Regions from separate parts of the Homo sapiens genome. Here region 1 is linked to region 2. A link is an interaction called in ENCODE POLR2A ChIA-PET data of the cell type or tissue named here. Cell type or tissue: CD4-positive, alpha-beta T cell. All regions are shown on one strand. Region 1 overlaps ABTB2 (ankyrin repeat and BTB domain containing 2). Region 2 overlaps CD44 (CD44 molecule (IN blood group)).

Region 1 (5,000 bases), 900 kb after region 2:
GAGCTGTGCAGGTCTGTCTGCAACAGGGCAGGGGCCACAGGAGTTGCCGACATGAACAGTGCTCCCTGTCACTCTGAAGGAAGAAGAGAGAAGAATCCCAGGCCTCTAGTGTGTCTTCTGGCCCAGGTGAGGCCTCTGGGCCTGTGGAGATGGCAAGTGACCCAGGGACGGGTGTGAGATGGGAGAAGGGGGTGGAGATTCTCCCAGACTCTCCTGTGCTTTCCACCTGGAGGAGCTGGGGCTTCTGGTGTGGCATAGAGCAGCCTTGCCATCCTCTGGGAGGAGCATTGAGGAGATCACTTGGACTGAGCCTTTCCCAGGTGGAGATGGGGATTTGCTGGAAAACAGAAGAGGGGACCTAGGGGCTAGCACACGTAGGTTTCTCCACCAAGGGCAGCTGCCAAAGCAGCTCTTCCTCCTGGGGGTGGAGGGGTGGAATCGGGCCCTGAGCCATGTGCAGGCCAGGTGACAGCCACCTGGGTTGGGCAGGAGAGGCCCAGGTGTCCAAGCTCCCAGGAGGTCCCCCAGCCTCCTCTGGCCCAGCTGGGAGTCCAGTTGGCCCTGGTACTAGGTTAGGGAGGTCTCTGGTGGTTGCACGTTATAAAAACATGTTTGAGTAGAAGGTGGAAAATAAGACAGGAGAGGATTATTTGAAGTAGGGGAGCCCCAGGGCAGGAGAGCTTCTAAGCCTCAGGAAGGTGCTGGACCAGGACCAGGAGGCTGTCTCCCAATCCCCCTCCTGGCCCCACCCTTCCCCCCATTCTCTCTCCCTGCTCTCCTCTCTTTCAGGCAGGTTGGAGGGTTGGGGGAGTGGCACAGGAGATGCCCTAGCACAGGTTAGGAATCTAGTCTTTCTCTTAGGGTCATGCCCAGCGGTGGTGGGGAGGTCATGATGTCCAGATGGCACTCTCCCCCTGTGACTGAGGAGGGCTGGTTAAGCAGTGGTCATTATCAGCTGCCTGGATGCTCCAAAGACACCTATTCCTAAAGGGAAGTCAGCCCCAAGCCAGGGAAGAGATGGGGCCAGTCCAAAGAAAAGGCTGATAGGAAGTGGGGAGATGCGATGGTTCAGGAAGAGGCTCGTGCATCTGGCCTCCTCGCTGTCACTCCTGCCACGGCTTTCCCAGGCATGGAGTCGTGGGGCTCTGGCCAGCTCTGGTGTGGGGGCTCATGCTGTGTCAGGTGACTTCCTTTCAGCTCAGCCTCATGAACCCCTGGAGCATGAACTCCGAACCACCATCCGGGCCTTGCTGTGAGTTTTGCAGCTTTCATGAAACTCTCCTCTTCCCTGGGATTGCAAGCCCCTGGGTGGAGGGGATGGGAGTGGGGTGGGGCTGACTTTGGCAGCTTAGATCCCTGAGTGCCCTAAACACTGTGACTCCCAGGATGGGACTGGGTGAGGAAAGTCTCCTCCACTGGCTGCAGATTTCCAGTGAGCACAAGAGGAAAACAATACCAGGAATGATTTGGATCTTTTTCTATCGTTCAAGCTCCTGTTTTTTTAGTCTGCGGTGAATCACTCCTCATGTCTCTGTAGATAGCCTCACATTCTGCTTTAGTTGTTTCCTGAGGAACAGTTGTGTCCTCCACTCCATTTTAACTTTCTTTACTGTAATTCCTTATATCTGTGTAGTGCTCTGACTTGAAGAACATACTCACCTTTTTGCATTGCACCTGGTCCCAGCAAATAAAAAAAAGTTCAGGAGTCTTACACAAATGCACGTCAGATAATGAGAGAAAGTAAAGAACCCTCCATGTACTCTCTTATAGCTCAGAGAGTGCGCGGCTTCCCCCAGCATAGCTGACATCCTGCTGGGCATGGCATGGACACCGGTCAACAGTTGGCCCAGGGGAAGGAGGAGGACAGGGTCCCTTTAACAGAGCCAGCCACCCTAGCATTTCACTGGTGCCTGAGACAGTGTCGGGAGCTGTGTTTCTGGCTGTATTTCTCTGTGTGGTCCCCCTTTGGAGATGAGCCCCGCCTCTTCCCCTGGGGCTGTCACTCAGCCAGAGCAGAATCAGTGTCAGCGCTGTCTGAGCAGGCTCCTTGCCTGTCACTAAGGCATGATTCACAGCTGAGTGATGCCCTCTGAAATCAGGGTGCAGAGCCCACGCCCATGGGCAGCCTCACCCGCTCTATTTTGGTGTTGGTTGTCACAGAATATGGGAGGAGCCATTCTCCTTGCCTCTGAGAGGCTCCTCCTACTTCCCCTTTACAACAGCCAGGCCAGCCCCTATTAAGAAGCCAGGGTAGAAGATTTATCTCTTAGCCCACCAGCTTCTACCTGCCAACTCCATGGGTGTAGCCTGAGAGATCAGAAGGAGGAGTAAATATAGGGGTAAAAACACATGTTTGATGGCAGACAGACCTGGATGTGAGTCTTGCTTTGCCTTTAACTAGCTGTGCTTCCTTGGGCAAGTTACTTAACCTCTCTGAACCTCGGTTTTCTCATATGTAAAATGGCAATGATGGTTTCTACCCCCCTAGTTATTCTGAGGATTAAATAGGCAGAAGGTAATTTGCAAAGTGCCTTACACACCTGGTAGGATCTCAGTAATGGCAACTTTAGCTTTATTAGAGGGAGCAGAGCATTTGTAGCCGCAGAAAGAAGTTTGGGGTTGGTGCTCTCTCTCTCAGGGAGGGAAACTTAGTGAAGGCTTCTGAGGATTGGGAGGAATTGCTCTGGAGACTAGAATGATGAAGCGTCTTTCTGCCATGTCTGTTCACTTTCCACATGCATCGCTCCTCTTTCAGGATGAAGTTTTATCTCTGTTTCTGCAGAAAGCTTATCCTAGGGTTTGTTTGAAAAATTGTTGCAGTTGGCCACAACCCTGCCATTTGATGTCAATAAATTCCACTTGTTTTCTCCCATGAGAAACTAAGCTATTTGGGCAAGGAAGGAAGAGATTTCAAGATTCACATTTATCGTCACTTTGTTGAGCAAGTATTTATTGCATATGCACTACATGCCAGACATCTTCATGGGTGCTGGGGATGATTCCCTGGCCCTACAGATTGCAGTCTGGTTGTACTAGAGGACTCTTATGGCCCCTTAAGAAGAACTGGGGAGTCTTCATTTGCCCCTGCTCTTGCACTGAAACCTTCAATGTCTACTTATTGCCAGAAGATACAAGGTCCTTAATGCCTAGATACCCTCAGCCTCCATCTACCTTGCCAGCCTTCCCTCCTCTGTGCTCTTAGAACACCCAGCTCTCCAAGACCCCTGTTCTTTCAGTTCCAAGGCAGCTTGTGCTTTTCTGCCTTGGCTCCTCCCTAGAATCCCAACTCCTATCAATCTTTGCCTGAGTTTCCCAGCTCTATCTTCCAGGACCAGCTCAAGGTGTCACCAGATCCCCAGGGATGCTTTTATAGTCACTGAGCACCATTGGGGTTATTCTGCCAGAGCCATGTAGACCACTCTATACCAGCAAGGTCTCATTTCACAGCCAGGCCACAAGCTTTGTGAGAACAGGACTGTGAACTGGGCTTCTTCAGCCCTCCTGATGTTATAGAGTGATGGATGCTGAAGAAATATTTACTTAGCTAGGCATGGTGGCACATCTGTAGTCCCAGCCACTCAGAAGCTGTGGCAGGAGGATCACTTGAACCCAGGAGTTCAAGGCTGCAGTAAGCTGTGATTACACCACGGCACTCCAGCCTCGGCAACAGAGCAAGACTCTAACAACAAAGAAAAGACATTTCATATATTTACTTAACTGGGACAAAGCTCCGAGTTAGATGTTCAAGTGGGGTAGTGGGGTCAAGCTCAAATGACCTCCCCCTTTCTGGAAGGTCATGAAATGACCTGCCAGGAGGCCTGCCCTCTTGTAAACATTCTAGGCCCTATTGTACTAGAGGATATTCCCCAAGTGCTTTCTACTATTTGAGAAGCCTTGGTGGGGATATTCTTGTCAAAGCTACTTTACGGCTGTTGCTTTTGTAGAACCTGCAGCCAGCTCTGGATATTTTTATGTGAAGCTATTATTTCACCACTTCTTGCCAACTTTTTCATTAATACATATATCGTCCTACACTGACCACAGTTGCAGTTCAGGGCCAGATTCTGAAGCTTGTCCTTAAAGGCATGAGCTTCAGTCATTGATTCAGTGGTGGTCCCATTGACCCCAGCTCCCCTCAAGGCTGCGCATTCACGAGGGTGCAAGTCATGACCACTTGCAAATTCATGTTGCGAGTGTCTTTCATTTTGTTTGTTTGTTTGAGACAGAGTTTCGCTCTTGTTGCCCAGGCTAGAGTGCAATGGCACGATCCCGGCTCACTGCAACCTCTGCCTCCCTGGTTCAAGCGAATCTCTTGCCTCAGCCTCCTGAGTAGCTGGGATTACAGCATGTGCCACCACGCCCGGCTAATTTTGTATTTTTAGTAGAAACAGGGTTTCTCCATTTTGGTCAGGCTGGTCTTGCATTCCCTACCTCAGGTGATCGGCCCGCCTTGGCCTCCCAAAGTGCTGGGATTACAGGCGTGAGCCACCGCGCCCGGCTGTGGTATGCCTTTATGCAGTGTGTGATAGTTTTCCTGTATTTACTAGACATCAGATTGTGACTGCTCCCATAGATTTGGCAGTTGAAATACCCACAACCTCAATGTGTCCTGCTTTGAAAAGTTGTATGTTTGTGTTCACTTATGAAAACCACACTTGTGAACTAATTAACTTGTTTTACGTTCTTAAGGAAGCTGAGGGGAGGGTGTTATGACCACATCAAAGGCCCAAACAGTACCTTTGGTTTTCCTCTGAAGGCAGAATCACCCCTGAAATGGATCAGGCTGTAATCCACTTTACTTTCTGCTTTTTAAATTCCTACTTTCAGTAATAGCCTTCCTGGTTTCTAGGAATGTAGAATGGAAATGAAGTCATAATTAAAGGTAGTAAGGAAGGGTTTTTTTTGTTTGTTTGTTTGTTTGTTTAATAGGAAACTGGTAGTTAACCCTTTAAAAAATGAACAGAGGCCAGGTACAGTGGCTCATACCTAGCACTTTTGGA
Region 2 (5,000 bases):
CTTTGTCTGAATATTGTGGTTAATTTTGTGCCAACAAGTTACAGGGGTTGCTTGAGGAAAGCTGGCAAGTCCAAGGTGCTCATGAAGCTCTGAGAGTGAAGGGAACAATTTTTCTCTTCTTCAGAGGTTGGCTTTTCTGGCCATGTGAAGCAATGTTTTTAAAGTACAATATAAAGAGTACAGTGTTCAGATCCTGCAGTTAATCCCAGGACTGACTTCCTGCAGTTTCAGTTGTGTGACTGGGACATGTTCCTAACTTCTCTGGCCAGAGCTGCTTCATCTGCTCACCTTCCACATGGTCTAGAGGATTCTATGAAGTACTACGGGCAAAGCACTTTGTCCCTACAACACTCTTGCCCATTGGAGTTAGAGTGTAATTGGGTCCATATGTTTATTTCTGGCATGGATTAATAATTCACTTTTGACATTTAATACAAATCAGGCATCAATTTTTTTTGACACTGCCTTATGGTGGTTTTGTGTTATTCTTTCCATTAGGTTTTATGAGGCTCAGGTGTTAGTAAGCCCACAGAGTGGTGAATTTATAGAACATGAGGCCTGGAAAGGACTTGACAGATCAACTAGAATCCAACCCTCGCATTTTACACATGGAAAAATAGAAGTAAATGGGGGTGAAATACTTTGCCTAGCAGCACATAGTGAATCAGTAATAGAGAGAAGCTAAAATATAATAATCATTTCTATTCTTGGGATACCTTCTGTGAACTAAACATTAAGCTTTAGAAATTACGTGCTAAGTATTGTTCCAGACATTTAACAAGTGCAACTGCCCAAGCTCACGCTGCTGTTAAGTGGCAAGAGGGGAATCAACTGGTGTATGGGTCCTCCCGTCTTGTTCCACTGCCTTTATACCTTCTAAATGACTCTTATCAAAGCCAGACCTCCTCATCTTCATTACACCACACCAAGCATCTGATTATATGGAGGTGATTTTTAGTCTGGGAGGTTTTCAAACCATTGACCGAAAGAAACAACTGCCCTTTTATTCCTCTAGCATGGTGACCAAAAAGCCAACAATTTTTCTCTGAGTATTGTTGAGAACATGATTTTAAGGTTTGGGGTCTTTTTATACATGAGGCCAGATTTGGAAGTAAAGGTGTAGACAAAGAGGCAGCCAGACCTATAGGAAATCCAGATCCCCGTTCTACTGGACAAAATACAATTAGCTCTAAACTTCCCCTGCCTTGTGTAACATTTCAAACCTCAAGAAAGATCTCTTTAGACTGAAGAGAGTGCAGAGAACAGAAATTTCAAGGGAGGAGGCGGGTTGAGGATCGCTACAAGTAGCAATAGAGAAAAATGAAAGAAGATTTGTATAGACCAGAAAGAAAAAAAATGAAGAAAAAGAATTAGACAGAACCTATAAAAATCACAAAAGATAAGTAACGGAGATGGCTTTGCTAGCCAAGTCTAGAAACATTATTAATTCAGTAAGCCATCCAAGTGTTTATTGAGCACCCACTATAATTGGGGAACTGTGCTGACCGCTCAGGGCTATCATGAATATGAAAATGTATAGAGGGTTTGGGCTTTTCCCTAAGGAGCTTTTATGCTCACTGGCAAAAGAAAAGAGATAACCATTACATGGCATCCTTTAAACTTTCTCTTTTTAAATGGAGATGTGTTTGTGAGGTTTTTATGAATTTTCAGGGGGAACAATAGGAGAAAGCAAGTCACTTAAGGGAGTCTACAGGAATGTACCTGACCTCTAATGATATTGTAAAGACAACTAGTCTCACTGCAGAGGATCCACTGCAAAAACAAACTCCTTGACAGGAGATTTCTTCCCCGAACTTTTATCCCCTCTTGTGGGTTACCTGAATTCCCCTCCCCCTCTTGCAGGCAGATGTGGGCCCAGTAACTCACTGGTGGCTGCGGAGCTGACGTCAGCTGGTTTCCTGCAAGATGGTGCTTAGTTAGCTCTGTTAGATTCTGGTTTTTTGACTGGATACTCAGCAGAGGCAACATCTGTGATTGGCATGTAGTAGCTACTCATTTAAAGTGTGCAAAGACTAGAGCTGGGGGCTTGGGCAGAAATGCCCTTCTAAGCCAAACGCAGGAGACCAGGTGTTGGCTGCATGGAATTGTTCATTTCTCCCTGGCACCTTTTTTTTTTTTGAGACCGAGTTTCGCTCTTGTTGCCCAGGCTGGAGTGCAATGGCGTGATCTTGGCTCACTGCAACCTCTGCCTCCCGGGTTCAAGTGATTCTCCTGCCTCAGCCTCCCAAGTAGCTGAGATTACAGGCATGCACCACCATGCCCGGCTAATTTTTTTGTATTTTTAGTAGAGACGGGGTTTCTCCATGTTGGTCAGGCTGGTCTCGAACTCCCGACCTCAGGTCATCCGCCTGCCTCGGCCTCCCAAAGTGCTGGGATTACAGGTGTGAGCCACCTTTCCCAGCCCTCTCCCTGGCATCTTAATGTGCATAATAGTGAACACTTGCAAAGGGGCTTTACTGTTATCGTGCTACTATCTTGGAAAGGAAGTGGAAAAAGATGCTGCCTAGTTCCACGATTGGTGTGTGGATCCTCCTAGAAGTCACTGCAGACCTGTTAAGTGTAAAGAGATGCACTAAAATTGAAAAAAAAAAAAGTTGGGGGAAGGGGGCTGGAATATGGGATGAGTCCTCATTCCCAGGAAAAGGCCTGCATCCCTTCCTGTGGACTGAGCCAGATGTTCCCAGGGGGCCTTGCCTCCTCCCTTCCTGGGTGGCTTTTTTCTCAGTGAGGGGTACCCAGAGGAAACTCTCTTGCTCCCTGATGGGATGGTCACATGCTGGGCCAAATAGAAGCCTGGTCATCTGGTTTAGGCTAGGGCTGGAGAGAAGGGCTATAGTATACTTCCAGCTTTTGCCAAATTCCTTGTGCCCTGGATATGTACAGCCCTACTCCTGACAGCCTCTTTTCTCAGAGTTTCTCTCCCTCCCTCATCCATTCTAGCCGGTGGAGAGAAGACCCTGGAACCAAGGGCCTGTAAGGTGAGGGCAAATATTTTGCTGCTATTTGATTGGCTCATTTCCCAGTCAAAGTTCTAGCTGATGGAGAAACACTAATCAGCCACCTTTACCTTTCATCCAGGTGACAAATAATGAAGTGATAATGAACAAACAACTCAATTCACATCCCTTTCAGCCCTATCCTATCCTAATGAACAAACAACTCAATTCACATCCCTCTCAGCCCTACCCTATCCTCAACTTTCCATCACATGGAAGAGAGTAGAGCTTCTATTCAGAGATCAGAATGAATGAGTCAACTCAGAATATGCATTGGCAGAAGTTTCCATTACAACTTCCTCCTCCTTCATTTTTGCAATTCTAACCCCTTCCTCTGACATCATGTTTAAAAGCTCAGTGGATGTTATGACCTCACCCACAACTAGATTCCCAAATGAAGTTTTTGAAAACAACTACAGTACTTCCAGGTACAATCGTCTGGATTTCTAGGGTGCCTCGATATCTTAATATACCAAGAGAAGCACTCTAACATAGTGACAAAGAGCATGAACTCTGTAGCCAGATGTGAGTTTGAATCCCAGCGCCATCACTTATCAGCTGCATGGCCTTGGGCAAGCTACTTAAATTCTCTGTGCCTCAGTTTCCTCATATGTAAAAGACAGATAATAACAGCACCACCTTCATGAAGTCAGTGTTTGGATTAAACAAGGCAGTATATAGGAAACAATTAGAATGGCGCTGGTACATGGTCAACACTCTGTAAGTGTTTGCTATTATTACTAATAGTGGTGAGGGTTCTCAGAAACATAGAACTTGTGCAAAGATGCAAACAGAAAAAGCGTAAGAGCTCTCAAAAACAAATGAACTTTCAGGCACTGCGAAGGAGACTTGCAATGCCACAACAGCAGATGCTCAAAATGACTGGTCTATGTGAATAATCTCTTCCCTCAACCCCGGAGTTTTGCAATTAACCTTTACTTTTAAAAGCTGAAGACCTGAAAGTTTCTGGGACCTGAGTTTTGCAAATCACCTCCTTGGTGACTCAGTCCCTCCCCACCCACCTGAGATCTGTCTGCCCACACTTGCACTTCGCAGGGACACTTACCTCAGGAGGACACACCCAGGCAGCCAGTGCAACTCAAACTCGGGGAGATCTGGCTCTGTGAGTTTCCATCGTTCCCCACCCCCACAAGACCCACCCCCTCATTCTGTGTTTGTCTCCCTGTCTCTCAGGTCTAGCTGGGCAGACAATCTTTGGGAAGACAAAACCTGCCCCAGTTATGGGTAATTTCTGACATCACAAGCTCTGTGGAGAGGAGACACCGTTTGCCATTGCCAAAGTGGCTCCCCGTCGGATGTCAGGATTCCCTACGGATTTGCCCCCGAAGAAGCTATGGTAGTATCTGGTCAGATGACAGCTTGATAATTGCCCAAAGAGACCGACAGAGAAGGCAAGAATCTCCCGCATCTCCCATATAGTACTTCTACTTCTCTCCTCTGCCACCACCTTCCAGAAGCAGACATGGGGGTTGGAGGAGTGTGGGCCTCTCACCCAAGGATCTCAACCTCGTATCAGTATCTCCAAAATAACTAGAACCCCAAGGTGGCTGCTGCTGGGGAGTGTTTTTGTTTTGAGGCTTAAATTTGGGGTTGGTGTCCTCATCTCACTGGCTCCCACTCCCTTCTCAGCCCAACTATCTAGTAACCCTGTCTTTAGCCAGATGTCCCCAGCGGTCACAGCAGGCAGCCACCAAAGCCGCAAACAAACAGATGGGTGAGCTCACTGTTTGGGGTAGACCAAACATGAGGCCTGTGGTGGGCAGTCAGCCAGCCAAGTCAGCCCTGTCCTGAGCAACACAGCCATCACCATGGTTCTCACTTACACATAAATGTATTTGCACCTTAGCCCATACTGACAGCATGCTTCCATATATATAGATATCATGACTTTTATATTCTAGACATTCATTGCAGTTCAACAGTTATGGGTCAATATTACTGGGATCTGGGCCCACAAAAATG

What was found. ChIA-PET counts read pairs that join two places held together with the same protein. Peaks named below come from ENCODE experiments on the same cell type or tissue, not always from the same donor. Only the 100,000 strongest peaks of a DNase experiment are listed, where the experiment ranks them.
Region 1: POLR2A ChIA-PET joins it to region 2 with 6 read pairs; 1 of 35 experiments calls an interaction of 5 or more read pairs at or near these places.

The regions. Positions count from the first base shown.
Region 1 is chr11:34,248,349-34,253,348 of GRCh38, reverse strand. The region is part of intron 1 of ABTB2 (ankyrin repeat and BTB domain containing 2); the gene reads left to right. Among named protein-coding and RNA genes, the nearest start is that of ABTB2, 110 kb to the left of the region's middle. RefSeq lists a silencer at 1,873-2,167. In CD4-positive, alpha-beta T cell, no CTCF peak of the experiment used is centred here; DNase peaks (open chromatin) are centred at 2,098 and 4,708; H3K4me3 peaks cover 1,021 bases.
Region 2 is chr11:35,145,231-35,150,230 of GRCh38, reverse strand. The region is part of intron 1 of CD44 (CD44 molecule (IN blood group)); the gene reads right to left. Among named protein-coding and RNA genes, the nearest start is that of CD44, 8.6 kb to the right of the region's middle. In CD4-positive, alpha-beta T cell, no CTCF peak of the experiment used is centred here; DNase peaks (open chromatin) are centred at 1,890, 3,360, 4,050 and 4,750; H3K4me3 peaks cover 1,305 bases; H3K27ac peaks cover 4,548 bases.